3 separate regions of the Homo sapiens genome follow, and all the other regions are linked to region 1. Evidence: chromatin loops called from intact Hi-C (ENCODE). Cell type or tissue: endothelial cell of umbilical vein. All regions are shown on one strand. Links, peaks and the distances in the headings refer to the core of each region. The heading gives the core; the rest is flanking DNA. Region 1 overlaps GABBR2 (gamma-aminobutyric acid type B receptor subunit 2). Region 2 overlaps GABBR2 (gamma-aminobutyric acid type B receptor subunit 2). Region 3 overlaps GABBR2 (gamma-aminobutyric acid type B receptor subunit 2).

What was found. A loop is a pair of places that touch in the nucleus more often than their neighbours do. Peaks named below come from ENCODE experiments on the same cell type or tissue, not always from the same donor. Only the 100,000 strongest peaks of a DNase experiment are listed, where the experiment ranks them.
Region 2: a loop joins it to region 1, with 3 times the contacts of the local background. A loop is called at or near these places in 1 of 110 quality-filtered maps.
Region 3: it touches region 1 in a loop (5-fold over the local background); 1 of 110 quality-filtered maps calls a loop at or near these places.

Annotation. Positions count from the first base shown.
Region 1 is chr9:98,332,330-98,337,359 of GRCh38, forward strand. All of the region lies in intron 13 of GABBR2 (gamma-aminobutyric acid type B receptor subunit 2), which reads right to left. Among named protein-coding and RNA genes, the nearest start is that of TBC1D2, 79 kb to the left of the region's middle. RefSeq lists an enhancer at 345-489 and a cis regulatory region at 409-426. In endothelial cell of umbilical vein, for the core only: no CTCF peak of the experiment used is centred there; a DNase peak (open chromatin) is centred at 2,052; H3K27ac peaks cover 2,739 bases.
Region 2 is chr9:98,605,048-98,610,077 of GRCh38, forward strand. The region is part of intron 1 of GABBR2 (gamma-aminobutyric acid type B receptor subunit 2); the gene reads right to left. It also overlaps the pseudogene SEPTIN7P7. Among named protein-coding and RNA genes, the nearest start is that of GABBR2, 100 kb to the right of the region's middle. In endothelial cell of umbilical vein, for the core only: no CTCF peak of the experiment used is centred there; a DNase peak (open chromatin) is centred at 2,944; H3K27ac peaks cover 2,600 bases.
Region 3 is chr9:98,518,843-98,523,872 of GRCh38, forward strand. All of the region lies in intron 3 of GABBR2 (gamma-aminobutyric acid type B receptor subunit 2), which reads right to left. Among named protein-coding and RNA genes, the nearest start is that of GABBR2, 190 kb to the right of the region's middle. In endothelial cell of umbilical vein, for the core only: no CTCF peak of the experiment used is centred there; DNase peaks (open chromatin) are centred at 2,459 and 3,839; H3K27ac peaks cover 2,965 bases.

The DNA.
Region 1 (5,030 bases), core at 456-4,455:
TTAGGGAGTCAGGAAATTCTGGGGCAGGGAGTGGAAACAAATCAGACTGATTGACCTCCTTCTATGTGCCAGGCTCAGAACTAGGTACTTGAACATGTTATCTCAGTTAATGACGCTCACAGTAAACCTGTGAGGGAGGAATGAACTTCCCCTATGGGCACTGGGGCTCAGAGAGGTTAAGTCACTCACCCAAGGTCACGCAGCTGGGAGGTGGCAGAATCTGGTCCAAAACCTTGTATCATTGTGTTTACAGATGCCGCACTGTTCCTCCAAAGCACACAGTGCAGGGGCCTGGGCTGGTGACTGCATTCTATTTCCTTGGCATGTGAATGCATTTCCAGAAGCCTGCCATATATTTTTAATAATTGGTATGAACATGCAATCTCTCGTCAGCTGGCTTCCCGTCTGCTGTAAGACGCAGATAAGAAAGAAAGAGCCTGAACAGACACAGGAAAATCCTCCACGCCCATTGGCGGAAATCATGCAGGCCCTGAGTACCTTTCTCACTTTAATTCTTCGAGTCTTCTGTGTCTGAATCGTGGAAGAAAATGACTTCTTGGGTAAAATATTAAAACGCCACATGTGGATGTTCATAGTCTCGCTCTGGCAGCCCTGGTAATAATGGCTCAGAGAGGCCTCTGCAGCCTGGGTCTGGGAGTCAGATTTGATTCCTCTGAGATTCCTGAGCCAGGAACACGCTGGGCTGGGCTCAGGGGTCCCAGTGGCAACGAGTCAGACACAAGAAGATGGCAATGTGAAGGGCTGGCTTCCGTGGGCTCTGCAAGGGTTCAGGGCAGAGCAGCCAAAGGCCGGGTAATAAATGATGCTCTGTATGAGGGCTAACCTTCATCAAGTGCTCTCCAGGTGCTGGGTGTGGGCAAATCTTACAGGCATCCCTTCTAGTCCTCCCCAAAGCTCAGTAAAGTGGGCACTTCTCCTATCTAGGCCCATTTTAAGGCTGAAGCCCTCAGAAATGATACTCATTTTCTAGAGCTGTTGTAACAAACTACCATAAATTGGGCGGCTTAAAACAATAGACAATTAATCCTTGCACAGTTCTGGAGGCCAGAAGTCCAAAGTCAAGATGTCCGTTGGGCTGTGCTCCTTCTGAAGGCTCAAGAGAAGAATCCTGCCATGTCTTCTCCAGCTCCCGGTGGCCCCAGGCATTCCATGCTGTGGCTGCATCATTCTGCCTCCATCTCCGCATGGCCTTCTCCCCTGTGTCTGTGTCCCTCTATGTGTATTTTTTATAAGGACACCTGTCATCGAGTTTAGGGCCCATCCGGGTAATCCAAAATGATTTCTTCTGAAGACCCTTAACATAATGACATCTGCAAAGACCCCTTTAGCAAATAAGGCCACATTTCACAGGTCCAGGGGTAAGGATGCATATATCGTTTAGGGGGAATGACAATTCAGCCCAGTACACTAACCTAACTTCACACAGTAAGTGGCTGAACTGGGATTTGGAGTTAAGCCTAGCTCCAGAGTCTACTTGCTTAACCACTAAGGGCTACATGTTGTATATTTACCAGCTGTGTGACCATGGGCATGTTATTTAACCCCTCTGTGCCTCAGTTTCCTCATCTGTAGACTGGGGATAATAATGGTAATTCCCACATGGGGTTGTTGTGAAGACTGAATGAGTTGATAAAGCAAAGAACTTGGAACAGTGCTTACCACATAGCATGCACTCAAGAAAAGCTGTTGCTATGATTATTTTTGCTATTGTTACTCCTAAGACAATGCAGCTTTGTTGAAATCCTAGAAGAAGGCTGAGTAGATCTAGTACTAAGGATGAAGCGGGACTGGAAGGTGAAGCTCTCAGATCTAAACTTGCTGGATTTGAATATCTGTTCACTCTCATGAACCATCAACCAGATAATCACAGATGTGAAAGAGATTTAAGCATTTGTAAGAGAACATTATGCACAATTGGAAGCTAATAATTTTGAAAGCATCAATGAAGAAAAAGAAAACAAAGGGACGGATGCAAAAAGAAGCAGGAAGTGTGAATGGATCAATCCCAGTGGAAGGGATACTGACTCATCCAATACCACAAGGCTTGGGCTGGGTTCCAGTTCTCATGCGTAGCAAGCAAGGTTATCTCAGGCCAGTCAGGTCACCTACTCAGCTTTAGTTTCCTCTGATGAATCTCTAAAATGGGGATGTCAAGGTGCTTTGTGAACTTTGCCATGCTGTTGAAATGTGAGACACTGTTGTCATTATTATAGTACGTGTTTGCTTACTATTGGGTGCTTGCATGTGAGTAGGGTAAGCCTGGAGTTGGGGTACCAGTCCAGAGAAGGGCAAGAGTATGGGTGGGTGGGCTGGGAAGTGAGATTTGGGCAGGACCAGCAATGATCGTGTTTCTTCTGGCTGCTGTCCCCTAAGGGGTGGTTCACAGGTTGTCTCAGCCTCCTCTGACATGAACAGAGCATCTTTGGGGCATGTTAAATGTTTCATCCTTTGTCAAGGACAAAACAACTCAGTATTTGAAGCTTAATCCACTATCGCTTTAGGGAGAAACTTCAAGCTAAACAAGGGCAGAAAAGAATGAACATCCCACCACAGGGCTGGCGGTTCCTTTCCGAGCCACCATGAGTGCTGAGGTGCCTGGACACTGTGGTTCCCTTGTCCTTTTTTCTTCCCTGTTGGTTTCTGTGGTCAGTGGTTTCCTTGTGATTGTAGAGCACTTAGAAACAAACCTGCCTAAAGTTCTGGTGTGGAACTTGCTCACCCTCTGTCTTCCCATTGCAATGAACAATGCTGCAGAAATAGAAACCTCATAGAAACCTCCCTTTTTTCCTCTTCCTTGCTCTCTCTCTTCCACTGGAGAAACAATTGTTCAAATGCTAACACAAAGATTTTCAGAAAAATATGAGACCAGAGGGCCTGCGTAGCTCTTTGGGGTCTGCACACATGAACTCCCCAGGTGGGCCTCTCTCTGAGTCTGTAATTCTTTTGTCATCATCATCATCTCTGGCTGGCAGGGACCAACTGGACTTCAGATTTTCTGGATTCAGCCTTTTCTTCTTTTACTTTCTAGTCGTAAAAATTTATTGTCCTGAGTCTATTTATCACCCTGGTATCCAAGGTACAGTCTTGGGCCCTTCCTAGAGATTCGTGAGAGTCTGGACCAGAGAATCTCAACTCCGGCTGCACACCAGAACCCATGGCAACTTTAAAAAATTCCTGATGCACAGGGCCCTTTCTAAGCCAGTTAAATCAGATATTTTGGGGGGTGTGACCCGGGCCGGTATTTTCAAAAAGATCTTTTCTGGGTGATGTAGCAGGATTGAGAACCACGAGTCAAGTTTCTCTTTGAAATCATTCAACAACAACAACAACAACAACAACCAAACTTCCTCTTCACCTTTAAAACATTACTTATTTTTCTTTTTAGTATCAACATATTCATCCAATAGTTCAATCCAGCTACTGAGCAACCACATTACCTACTCAGCTGTTGTCAGTGCTGACAAGAATCATGCCAGGGAAGCTTGTCCATCATCCATTCATTCATGCACGCATTCCTTTGTTCATTCATTCACTCATCCATTCAACCAACATATATTGAGCTGTGTGTCTGTCTGGCCCTGTGCAAGGCCATGGAGAAAGAGCTCTGAGTAAGATAGTTAAGGGCCCTGTTTCATGGGGCTCACATTCTAGTGGATGATAGAATATAGATGAGAGAACGAGGAATAAGCAATGTGATGGAGAAACAGGGGAGGTGAGAAAGAATGTTGGGGGACATTTAAGGATCTGGTGATCAGGGAGGTGGCATTTAAGCTAGATCTGAATGACAGGAAAGAGTCTGAAAAGGTTTGGAGGAAGAGCGTTCCAGGCAGAAGAATCATGAATGCAAAGGCACAAAGTTGGGAATAAAGTTGGAGTGTTAGAGCTCCAGACAGAAGGCCCACATGGCTAAAGACTGGGGTGAGCACAGGGAGAGGAACTAGATGAAGTCAGATATGGAGTGGGACTGGATTGTGTAGGACCTGTAGCAAGGTAAGAAGTGTGGGTTTTATTTTAAATTGGAGAATTTTAAGTGCAAAATAGTAAGATACGTCGTGCGTTTAAAAAAGATATCTGGCTGGGCGCAGTGGCTCATGCCTATAATCCCAGCACTTTGGGAGGCCAAGGCGGGTGGATCACAAAGTCAGGAGTTTGAGACCAGCCTGGCCAATATGGTGAAACCCCGTCTCTACTAAAAAATACAAAAATTAGCCAGGCATGGTGGCATGTGCCTGTAGTCCCAGCTACTCGGGAGGCTGAGGCAGGAGAATCGCTTGAACCCAGGAGGCAGAGGTTGCAGTGAGCCAAGATCACGCCACTGACTCCAGCCTGAGCGACAGAGGGAGACTCTGTCTCAAAAACAAAAAAGTATCTTCCAGAATGGCAGATGTAAATCCTGCCTTTCCAGTAATTACATAAAATGGATTAAACACTCCAATTGAAATGCAGAGATTGGCAGAATGAATTAAAAAAAACATGATCTGACTATATTTGCTGTATATGTGACTCACTTTTGATTCAAAGATATAAGTAGGTTGAAAGTCTATCCGAGAATTTTTTGGCTATTCAGGAAAATGGAATATGAAGCATACAAATTGGAATGAAAGGAGCAAAACTCTCTATTTGCAAATTATATAATCTTATGGGTAGAAAATTCTAAAGAATCCACCAAGAAGGCTGGGTTCAGTGGCTCACACCTGTAATCCCAGCACTTTGGGAGGCCAAGACAGGTGGATTACCTGAGGTCAGGAGTTGAAGACCAGCCTGGACAACATAGTGAAACCCTGTCTCTACTAAAAATACAAAAATTAGCCAGGCATGGTGGTGGGTGCCTGTAACCTCAGCTACTCAGGAGGCCGAGGCACGAGAATCGCTTGAACCCGGGAGGCGGAGGTTGCAGTGAGCCAAGATTGCACCAATGCACTCCCGCCTGGGTGACAGAGTGAGACTCCATCTCGGAAGAAAAAAAAATTGCTGAAAGAAATTAAAGAAGACCTAAATAAATGAAAAGA
Region 2 (5,030 bases), core at 575-4,574, 270 kb after region 1:
GGAAGCTGCCATCAGCCAGGAGACAAGATACGTACATGGCAAGGCCAAAAGGCAGAACAAGTCAGGGTGTGCCCATGAGACGAAACCAGGGCAGCAATGCCCCTCTCCTTCTGTTGAGGCCTCCACAGGGATGTACAGTGCAACAGCGGAGTAGCCATCCCCAGGTCAGGTTTCCAACTGCACCTGCCCTGCCAGTCTCAGGTGCTGTGAGCCCCAGAGCTTGGAGGCAACAAGGGGAGCACAGCTCTCAGCATGAACACGGGGATTTTCAGAAAGGGTGGAGCAAGGTGGCCTTGGTATAAGCTGCCATTCCCCAGGACGGTACTGCAGATCTGCAGTGGGCCACTCGCCACCCTGAGGCTAAGCTTGCATCTGTATCTCAGGCTACGGACTCTCACCTGCCTTACAGAGCTACTGTATGCCCACATGAACGTGATGGGGAAACCCACAAGCCCAGCTTGAGGTCGGCAATCACCGTGATTCCTCAGGGGCCCACTTCCTTTTCTTAATGGATCTTCTAAGGGTCTAGGGACTGCTGCTGCCATTTGGGGCTATGGCAAGGAGTGCCTCTAGGATACCCTGCACATTCACATCTTTCTTTAACTGAGGCTTCAAACTGCGTGACATAAGCAGACTAGTCATGAGACTCCAGCACATCACTTAACCTCGTAGCATCCCATTTCTTCACCTGTAATTCGGGATAATGGAACTGTTCTCCTCGAGTTCATGTGAGGATTTTTTTTATTATACTTTAAATTCTAGGGTACATGTGCACAACGTGGTCTGTTACATATGTATACATGTGCCATGTTGGTGTGCTGCACCCGTTAACTCGTCATTTACGTTAGGTATATCTCCTAATGCTATCCCTCCCCCGTCCCTCCACCCCACTACAGGCCCCGGTGTGTGATGTTCCCCTTCCTGTGTCCAAGCATTCTCATTGTTCAATTCCCACCTATGAGTGAGAACATGCGGTGTTTGGTTTTTTGTCCTTGCTATAGTTTGCTGAGAATGATAGCTTCCAGCTTCATCCATGTCCCTACCAAAGACATGAATTCATCCTTTTTGCGGCTGCATAGTATTCCATGGTGTATATGTGCCACATTTTCTTAATCCAGTGTATCATTGAGGGACATTTGGGTTGGTTCCAAGTCTTTGCTATTGTGAATAGTGCCGCAGTAAACATACGTGTGCGTGTGTCTTTATAGCAGCATGATTTATAATCCTTTGGGTATATACCCAGTAATGGGATGGCTGGGTCAAATGGTATTTCTAGTTCTAGATCCCTGAGGAATCGCCACACTGTCTTCCACAATGGCTGAACTAGTTTACAGTCCCACCTCATGTGAGGATTTAAAGGGTAAATACATACAAACTGCTTGTAATAATGCCTGGCACATCAGAAGCACTGTGGTGTCTATTATCTTTTTTTTTTCTTTTTTTTTTTTTTTGAGATGGAGTCTCACTCTGTTGCTCAGGCTGGACTGCAATGGCACAGTCTTGGCTCACCGCAACCTCCACCTCCCAGGTTCAAGCGATTCTCCTGCCTCAGCCTCCCGAGTAGCTGGGATTACAGGCATGTGCCAACATGCCCGGTCGATTTTGTATTTTTAGTAGAGACAGGATTTCTCCATGTTGGTCAGGCTGGTCTCAAACTCCTGACCTCAAGTGATCCGCCCGCCTCGGCCCCCCAAAGTGCTGGGATTACAGGCATGAGCCACCGTGCCTGACCTATTATCATTTTTTTATGATAACTTTCCTTTTTTAAAAAAAAAGTACAAACAGTGCGAGAGCCACTGCTGCTGAGGAGAGAAGCGTCCACAGCAGCACCATGGGAGGTCTGATTGATCCACATGAATTCCTAGGCATTCAGACCTAAGAATCATCTTCTTCCTGCTTGCCCGCGGCTCCGCCTGCATCCAAACCGCTGCTCGCCCCATGTCGCTCGGTAGCTCAACAGAAGACCCCTGAAGGCTATGTGGGATTTGCCAATCTCCCAAACCAAGTATACAGAAAATCAGTTAAGAGATCTGGTTTTGATTCACGCTATGGTAGTGGGTGGAACAATCCAAAGTTTTAATCAAAGAAGGTGGTGTTCAGTTGCTGCTCACAATAGTTGATACCCCAGGATTTGGAGATGCAGTGGATAATAGTAATTGCTGGCAGCCTTACAATCGACTACATTGATAATAAACTTGAGGACTACGTAAATGCAGAATCGCATGTGAACGGACGTCAGATGCCTGATAACGGTGTAGCGTTGTTTATACTTCATTGCTCCTTCAGGACATGGACTTAAACCATTGAATATTGAGTTTATGAAGCGTTTGCATGAAACAGTATCATCTCACTTATTGCCACAGAAGACACACTCACACCAGAGGAATGCTAACAGTTTAAAAAACAGATAATGAAAGAAACCCAAGAACATAAAATTAAAATATATGAATTTCTAGAAACATAATAAAGAAGAAAATAAACTTGTTAAAAAGATAAAGGACCATTTACCTGTTGGTGTGGTAGGTAGTAATACTATCATCAAAGTTAATGGCAAAATGATCAGAGGAAAGCAGCATCCTTGGGGTATTGCTGAAGTTGAAAATGGTGAACACTGTGATTTTACAATTCTAAGAAATATGTTGATAAGAACACACATGCAGGACTTGAAAGAGGTTACTAATAATGTCCACTATGAGAACTACAGAAGCAGAAAACTGGCAGCTGTGACTTATAATGGAATTGATAACAACAAGAATAAAGGGCAGCTGACCAAGAGCCCTCCGGCACAAATGGAAGAAGAAAGAAGGGAGCATGTAGCTAAAATGAAGAAGATGGAGCTGGAGATGGAGCAGGTGTTTGAGATGAAGGTCAAAGAAAAAGTTCAAAACTGAAGAACTCTGAAGCTGAGCTCCAGCGGCACCATGAGCAAATGAAAAGGAATTTGGAAGCACAGCATAAACAATTAGAGGAAAAACGTCATCAGTTAGAGGATGAGAAAGCAAACTGGGAAGCTCAACAACGTATTTTAGAACAACGAACTCTTCGAGAACCTTGGAAAAGAACAAGAAGAAAGGAAGATCTTTTAAACTCTCTATTGACCACCAGTTACGTATTAGTTGCCAATATGCCAGCTTGGACATCAGTGTTTGTTGGATCCGTTTGACCAATTTGAGCCAGTTTTATCTATAATGATGGATTTAAGAGCATGACACACATTATTTTTGTTGTTGTTGTTCTTGATGGAGATTAAGATGCCGTCAATTGTCTAGGGTGTTGTGTACTTAGAAAGTAACAGCTCTACTTTTCCTACTTTTTCTTTTTCTTTTTTTATTAAACAGATTATCTTCAGTTGAATGCAAGATAACATTTTACTGTTGTATAATCATGTTCTGACGGTTTGATTGTTTACAAGATATTCCAAAATAAAAGGACTCTGGAAGGTTTTCATTGAGGATAAAAGGCCATAATATGATGCAAACTATGCTTCTCTATGATAATTATAATACAAAGGTTCCATTCAATGCAGTATATACAATAATGTAATTTAGTCTAACACAGTTGACCCTATGTTTTGACACTTCCATTGTTTAAAAATACACATGGAAAAAAAACCCTATATGCTTACAGTGCACCTAGAGCTTTTTTATAACAACTTCTTTTTGTTTGTTTTGGATTCTTTAAATATATATTATTCTCATTTAGTGCACTCTTTAGCCAGAATCTCATTACTACTTCATTTTTGTAATAACATTTAATTTAGATAGTGTTCACATATTGGCCCTGCTGAAATAGAATATAGCATCTTTCATATGGTAGGAACCAACAAGGAAACTTTCTTTAACTCCTTTTTACACTTTATGGTAAGTAGCAGGGGGAAAATGCATTTATAGATCATTTCTAGGCAAAATTGTGAAGCTAATGACCAACCTGTTTCTACCTATATGCAGTCTCTTAATTTTACTAGAAATGGGAATCACGGCCTCTTGAAGAGAAAAAAGTCACCATTCTGCATTTAGCTGTAATCATATATTGCATTTCTGTATTTTTTGTTTGTATTGTAAAAAATTCACATAATAAACGATGTTGTGATATAAAAAAATGTACAAACAACATGCATCAGTGGAGAATCTCTGCAATTGACATAGAATCATTTCTTATAAAACCATTGTTCCATCTCTTACAGACTGGCATCCCAGACAGCCTGAATTCTGCCCCCACTCCCCCTTCCAGCCCCTCTGTCACCCACCTCAGGTGCCCTACATCACAGTCATCTTGCAGTTGGCATTTCCCAAGCAGAATTTATCTTTTCCCATTTCTGTGCCTTTGCTCCTCACCTCCCTGCAGTTTCTCGCACCTCGAATGCCCTTACCCTTCCATCTATGAAATCCAAAGCATGCCCATATTTCAAGTGAACGTCGGGGAGGAGTGGGAATGGTCTCCTGACATTTCATTGGGTGATTTTTCCACATAACAGAGCACCTAACCCCTCCCAGCTATAACCCATCTGGGTGGGCTGAGCCCTAAGCCCTAAGCAATGAGTGGCAAAACTGGTTGAAGGGCAGGGCTCCAAGGTGGGTTTTTAGCAGTGAGCAAGGCATGGTTCAGGGGAGATGGTGCTCAGGGCCTCCAGCTTTCGGCCCCCTCAGAAGGGTGGGGCTGCTGGGAGTGGCCTGGGGCAGAGCTGGGCTCCAGGCTCCTTGGGTGCCAGTGGCACAGCCCTTACATCCTCAAAGTCTTTGTGATGCCCCGTCTGCTACCCTACTCAGTTTGTGTGGACGCTGAGAGCTCCAAACCCAGGCTCAGGGCCAGGACACTGGGCAGTGGCACTAGTGGTTCTGAAGAGGGCTTGCCATCGAAGCACTGGGAGGCTGTTTCCACAAGCCAAAAGGGCAGAGGGGCCATGGCCAAGATCAGAAACCCAGACACGGAGGCTGCACTTGGCAATGAAGGGGACACAGAAGCACGTGGATGTCAGGGGCTGTGGCTCACCATGCCCCAAACCAAACTCCTGTCCTCCCTGCGCCCCTCTC
Region 3 (5,030 bases), core at 708-4,707, 190 kb after region 1:
TAGAGGTGCTGAGTGTGTGCCCTGGGAGGGAGCGGTGGTCTAGGTGAGCCGACTGTGTCTTGGGGTGGACACTGCACCAAAGTGCTGAGCAGGCTGCCAGCCTGGGAGCAGGGTCTGAAACTGTGCTAAACTAAGCAGATTTTATAATGTATCTTCTTACGAGCAGTACTCAGAGACTCCAGGGAACAGGTATTTACTCTGTAGAGTCTGAATGGAATTTTCCAAAGGGGACCAAAATCTAGAGGCACCAAGATTACTGTTATTGCTGCGGCTTGTTAATCTGTCCATCTGCCCCTGGGCTGTGAGCAACTGAAGGGCCTGAAGGCTCTGTCTGAGCCCCTGTCAGATTTTGGCATAATGGCCTGGCTCAGTCAGCACTGGCTGAATGAGGGAATGAATGAGACCACAGGACACCCTATGCATCTGCCTGAGGTGGGTGTCACTTAACACCTGGTGCCCAGCGTTTCAAGGGGGAGGCTTGAGGAGCATCTGTGCTTTCTCTGTGCTCCAGTGATCAGAGAAGAGCAAGGGTTCTTAGGCAGAACTGCCAGAATGCTCCAGAAGGGAAGAGAAAAATTAGAGAAGTCTGCACATCCGTGATAGACGGGAAAGGCCGGAGCAACAGTGGGGACTCATTTACTGAGTGCCTGTCATATGTGGAGCCCTCAAACGTATATCACTCCTTGCGGGCATGGGTGTAAACCCAAAAGGTACAATTATGACCAGTTTATGGGTAAATAAAATGAGATTCAGAGCTGTTGAGTCAACTGCCCAAGGTCACACAGCTAGGATGTAGGGAGCCTGGGATTCAACTTCAAAGTCTATCTCTTTCTACAATAGCCTATGCTGGAAACTAGGAGCCGGCAACTTTTTTTTTTTTTTTTTGGTAAAGGGTCAGATAGTAAATACTTTAGGCCTTGCAGGACTTACATGTTTTTTCCCAACAACGTTGCAAATGCAGCCATACACAATGTGCAAATGAATGGGTGTGGCTATGTTCCAATAAAACTTTATTTATGAAAACAAGGGGCTGCATTTGGTCCATAGGCCACAGTTTGCAAACCCCTGTTCTAGACTCAGGATAAAGAGCCTATGGTTCTATTTTTCCCTCTAGGAAGGCTGTGGGAGAGAGGCAAAAGCATGAACTCGAGTCAGGTGACTCTAGACTAGCATGCTAGCTATGTCCCCACTGCTGGGCTACCTTGGGTGAGTAAGGAAACTCTCTGAGCTTTTTTTCTTGTCTGTTAAAAGGGCATAACCACAACTTGTCTTTGAGTTCTTGAAAAGGTAAGCTAATATACGCTAAGTGTCTACCATGGCTAAGGTTCAATAAATGGCAGTGTTCATTATCAGAAATGACAAAGTCAAGAAGGGGAGGTGTGGAAAACATGCCATGGGATTGGGGGAAGGAGAGGAAGTGATGGTGATGCCACTGATACTAAATCCTGAAAGGTATATCTTCTCATGAAGGCTGGCTATGGGCTTTCTGCAGGAGAATGCTACTCTATACCTCACGAAACCCCAAGGGGGATTCATAGGTGCCTGTGATGGGAGAAATCTTTTCACCACCCCCGGAAGGAGCAGATGTGTGGAGCTTGGTGACTCCCCACGGAGGGTAGGGAGGCAGCTGTTCACAGACTTGATATGGCAAATTGTGTGATGTGCTGTCTTCCTGGGGCAGGCAGCCAAGCAGTGATGGAGGAGCCTCTGCAACCCCCTCCCCACAACGCCTGCTGCCCACGTCTGCTGACTCACCCAGGAGGGTCTGGGTATGCCAGAAGAAATCCAAAATGGCTCTCTAGTGAAGCACAAGGCTTTCAAAGGGGATGGAAACTTGGAGGCAGGGGAATGGTTTCTTCTGTTTCCACTTAAAGGGCATAACTTTGGCAGAGAAGGGAGGATGTGGGGAAACTCCATCAATATTGCTGAAGGCCAGGATGTGGCTCAGGACGCCAGATGATGAGTCCCTGGCAAGGGACAGAACTCACTGCCCCAAGACTGGCAACACCATGTTTGGCAGGAGAATTCTCCATCTGATCGAGAGGATGCTAAACTGGAACTTGAGAAGGAGAGGAAAAGTGCCCAGGAAAAACTATAAAACCAGATATGAAGAAAGCCAATATAAATGAGGAATTTTAAAAGGGGGGCCATGGAACAGGAAATGCTCAGGGAATCTCATATGTCTATATACCAAAGTACAAAGTATAGGAAACAATGTTAACTATGAAACTTTTGAGAAAGATGGTAAAGCTAAGCACAGATGTCCAACTCCCACCTAAGCTACCTCCTTCTGAAAGTGACAGAAAGGACCAAGGGAATATAAAAATAGGGGGGAATCTGCTTCAGCCTTGGAAAATAGGAAAGAGTGCCATCAATATGCCACCAACTTTGAGGAATTTCTGCTAGGTACAGTGCCAACAGAACCAGATTGAAGACTGACTCATGGCTCTCCTTCCTGAGAAAGTAGTGCGGTGCTGCAGGGAGGGTGGATGTGCTGACGAGACTGACCTCACAGCCTCTGATGGGTGAGTAAGTACTGGAGGGGAGGCTGGGCCACAGAAGGGTGCAGGGCCTACCTCTCACTAAGGAGTCCACCTATCACCCTGCAACCCAACAGCCTTCAGGAGTGGCTGGGTCATTAGATCTACGAACAAGCAAAGCCTATTGAAGTCCAGTTTCCCCAGGACAGGCCTAGGCACCTTGCAGACACAGCAGGCAAGTAAACAAAGTCAGAGGCCAGGGGGATCTCTGCACATCTGGAGCAGCTGTTTGACAAACTCATGAAGAAACCATTTAAACAAGAAAGGCCCACACCACCAAATGGTTTCCTAATCCCTTGGCTGCTTGTCCCTAGGCTGGTCATATAAAATGTTATCATCCAGTCTTCCAGATGAATATCCAAGGTGAAGAATCTAACAGCATCTAGATAAAACAATGAGGGGACTCAAGAAGAACTCACCCATGCTGTAAGCGAATACCAGGTCATAGAAGGCATAAAATGCATATGGAACCTATGAAAACTTTCTGAAACATAAAGGAAACAAACAAGGAATTCAAGCAAAGAAAGAATATCATCTCTAAAAAGAATTGCTGTAGGAAATAAAGGTAAATTGTAATACCCATTTTGTATTTCATGGAGGTTAAATAAAATCTGGATTCTAAATCTAAAAAATAAAATATATGAGAAAAGAAACTGAGATAAAAGAAACCAGGCATAGTTAATATAATAATGACTGGAAATGAATAATGTTATGAGAATTTTAAGAAGCATTAGAAGCAACAAGGAGCAGAATTTAATTGTAAAAAAAAACTGATGAATATTGTGGAGGACAGTCTTGAGATGTTCTCTCACAATGTGAAGGAAAAGGACTAAGATTAAAATGACCAGAGAGAAAACAAAAATATGGAGAATAAACTACAAAGGCTCACTCATGAATTATTGATATTTCTAAAAAAGATATCAGAACAAAAGAGTAATAATTAAAGATATAATAAAAGAAAACTAATGCAATCAGAAGAAAGACCAGATTCTTCGAATAAAAATGTAATCATATTTTAGACAAAACAAAAATCAGCTATGTGCCATTTTTTCTTTATGAGTATCAAAAATAAAGAAAGAATCCTACAAGCAACTGGTACAGGCGACTAAAAAACTTTATCTCCAAAGGAACCAAATCAGACTGCATCAGACTTTATTACAACATTGATGTAATGTCTAGAGAGCTTATGATCATAGAAATTTATACTTAGATAACTTGTCATTCATAGGCAAAGCTACAGAGAGAAATTGTGATTTATGCAAGGGCATAGATATAAAACTCATATGACCTTCCTGAAAAACAAAAGATGTACTCATGCCACAGAGAGATAAATCAAAAGACATAACTCATGAAACTGACTCATGTCAGAAGAAATTAGTCATGTAAATATGGATTTGAATCTTAAAATCATAGTTATTGTAGTATAGTTTCAAAATAAAGTGAACATCTCAAATAGCAACTGAAAAAAGCATATCCACAATGTAAAGAGTAAAATCAAATTAAAACTCAGATTATAACAATACAGAATTAGAGGCAGTGAGGGATGGAGAGTAAACAAGTGTACTGATTTATGTAACTTACAATAGATATTGTTGCATTTCTAGGTTGGCACTTAGGGAAGTAGAAGACCGATATTTTAAACTTAAAGTACAATTGTAGCATAGTTTTATTATAATGAGGATGAGATATTATTTAGCTGAAACTATAGGATTTCATCAAAGCTGTAATCAAAGACATTTATATGCTTAACTACGCTTAATAGCAACCAAAACAAGAGTAAAAAATAAATATGCAAATTAAGAAATTAGAAGAAGAATGGTGAAAGAAACCTACATATAAAGGGAAGGTATTATTCAGGAGAAAAGCAGAAGAAAATAAATTAAGAAGTAGATAAATCAAAGCACAGCCAGTAAGAATCCAAGAGCTGGTCCTTTGGTTAAAAAACAAGATAATGGGATGCTCTACTGAAGACTTAACTTGTGTTTTTCTGCTATCTTCTTTAGCAAGAGAAATGTCTGAAAAGATGAGTAATCTTTAAAGGAGAAGCAAGTAGACCTCCCCCACGGCCTCAAGCAATCAAGTAGCTGCTTTAAGAAGGAGGATAAACGTGTAGCTCTATTACGTAGCAAAATGGAATAACAGGACCATTTGGGAGTAGAGCTCTAAGAGGAACCCTCTCTGACCTGTGGGGATGTGGATATCCGAAAAGAAAAAGCCAACAGAAGTTCTAGATCTACAGGAGGGGCTTGAGGATGCTAGGAAGTGCAACCGGGAACCTAGATTAGCAGCAGTAACCAGTGGGACCAGTGTCCACAGCACACTCAAGTGGCAGCAGGAAGCAAGGGCTGCAGAATGCTGGCTCTCCCAGCTTTCTATTAGAAAACCCACCAGAGTTGTTGGTCATTTTAGAGAGGGGTGGTACTTCAAGACAGAGACACTGACCCTAGTGTATCTGGCAGATGGAGTGCTTGATCCAGGTTTAATTTCATT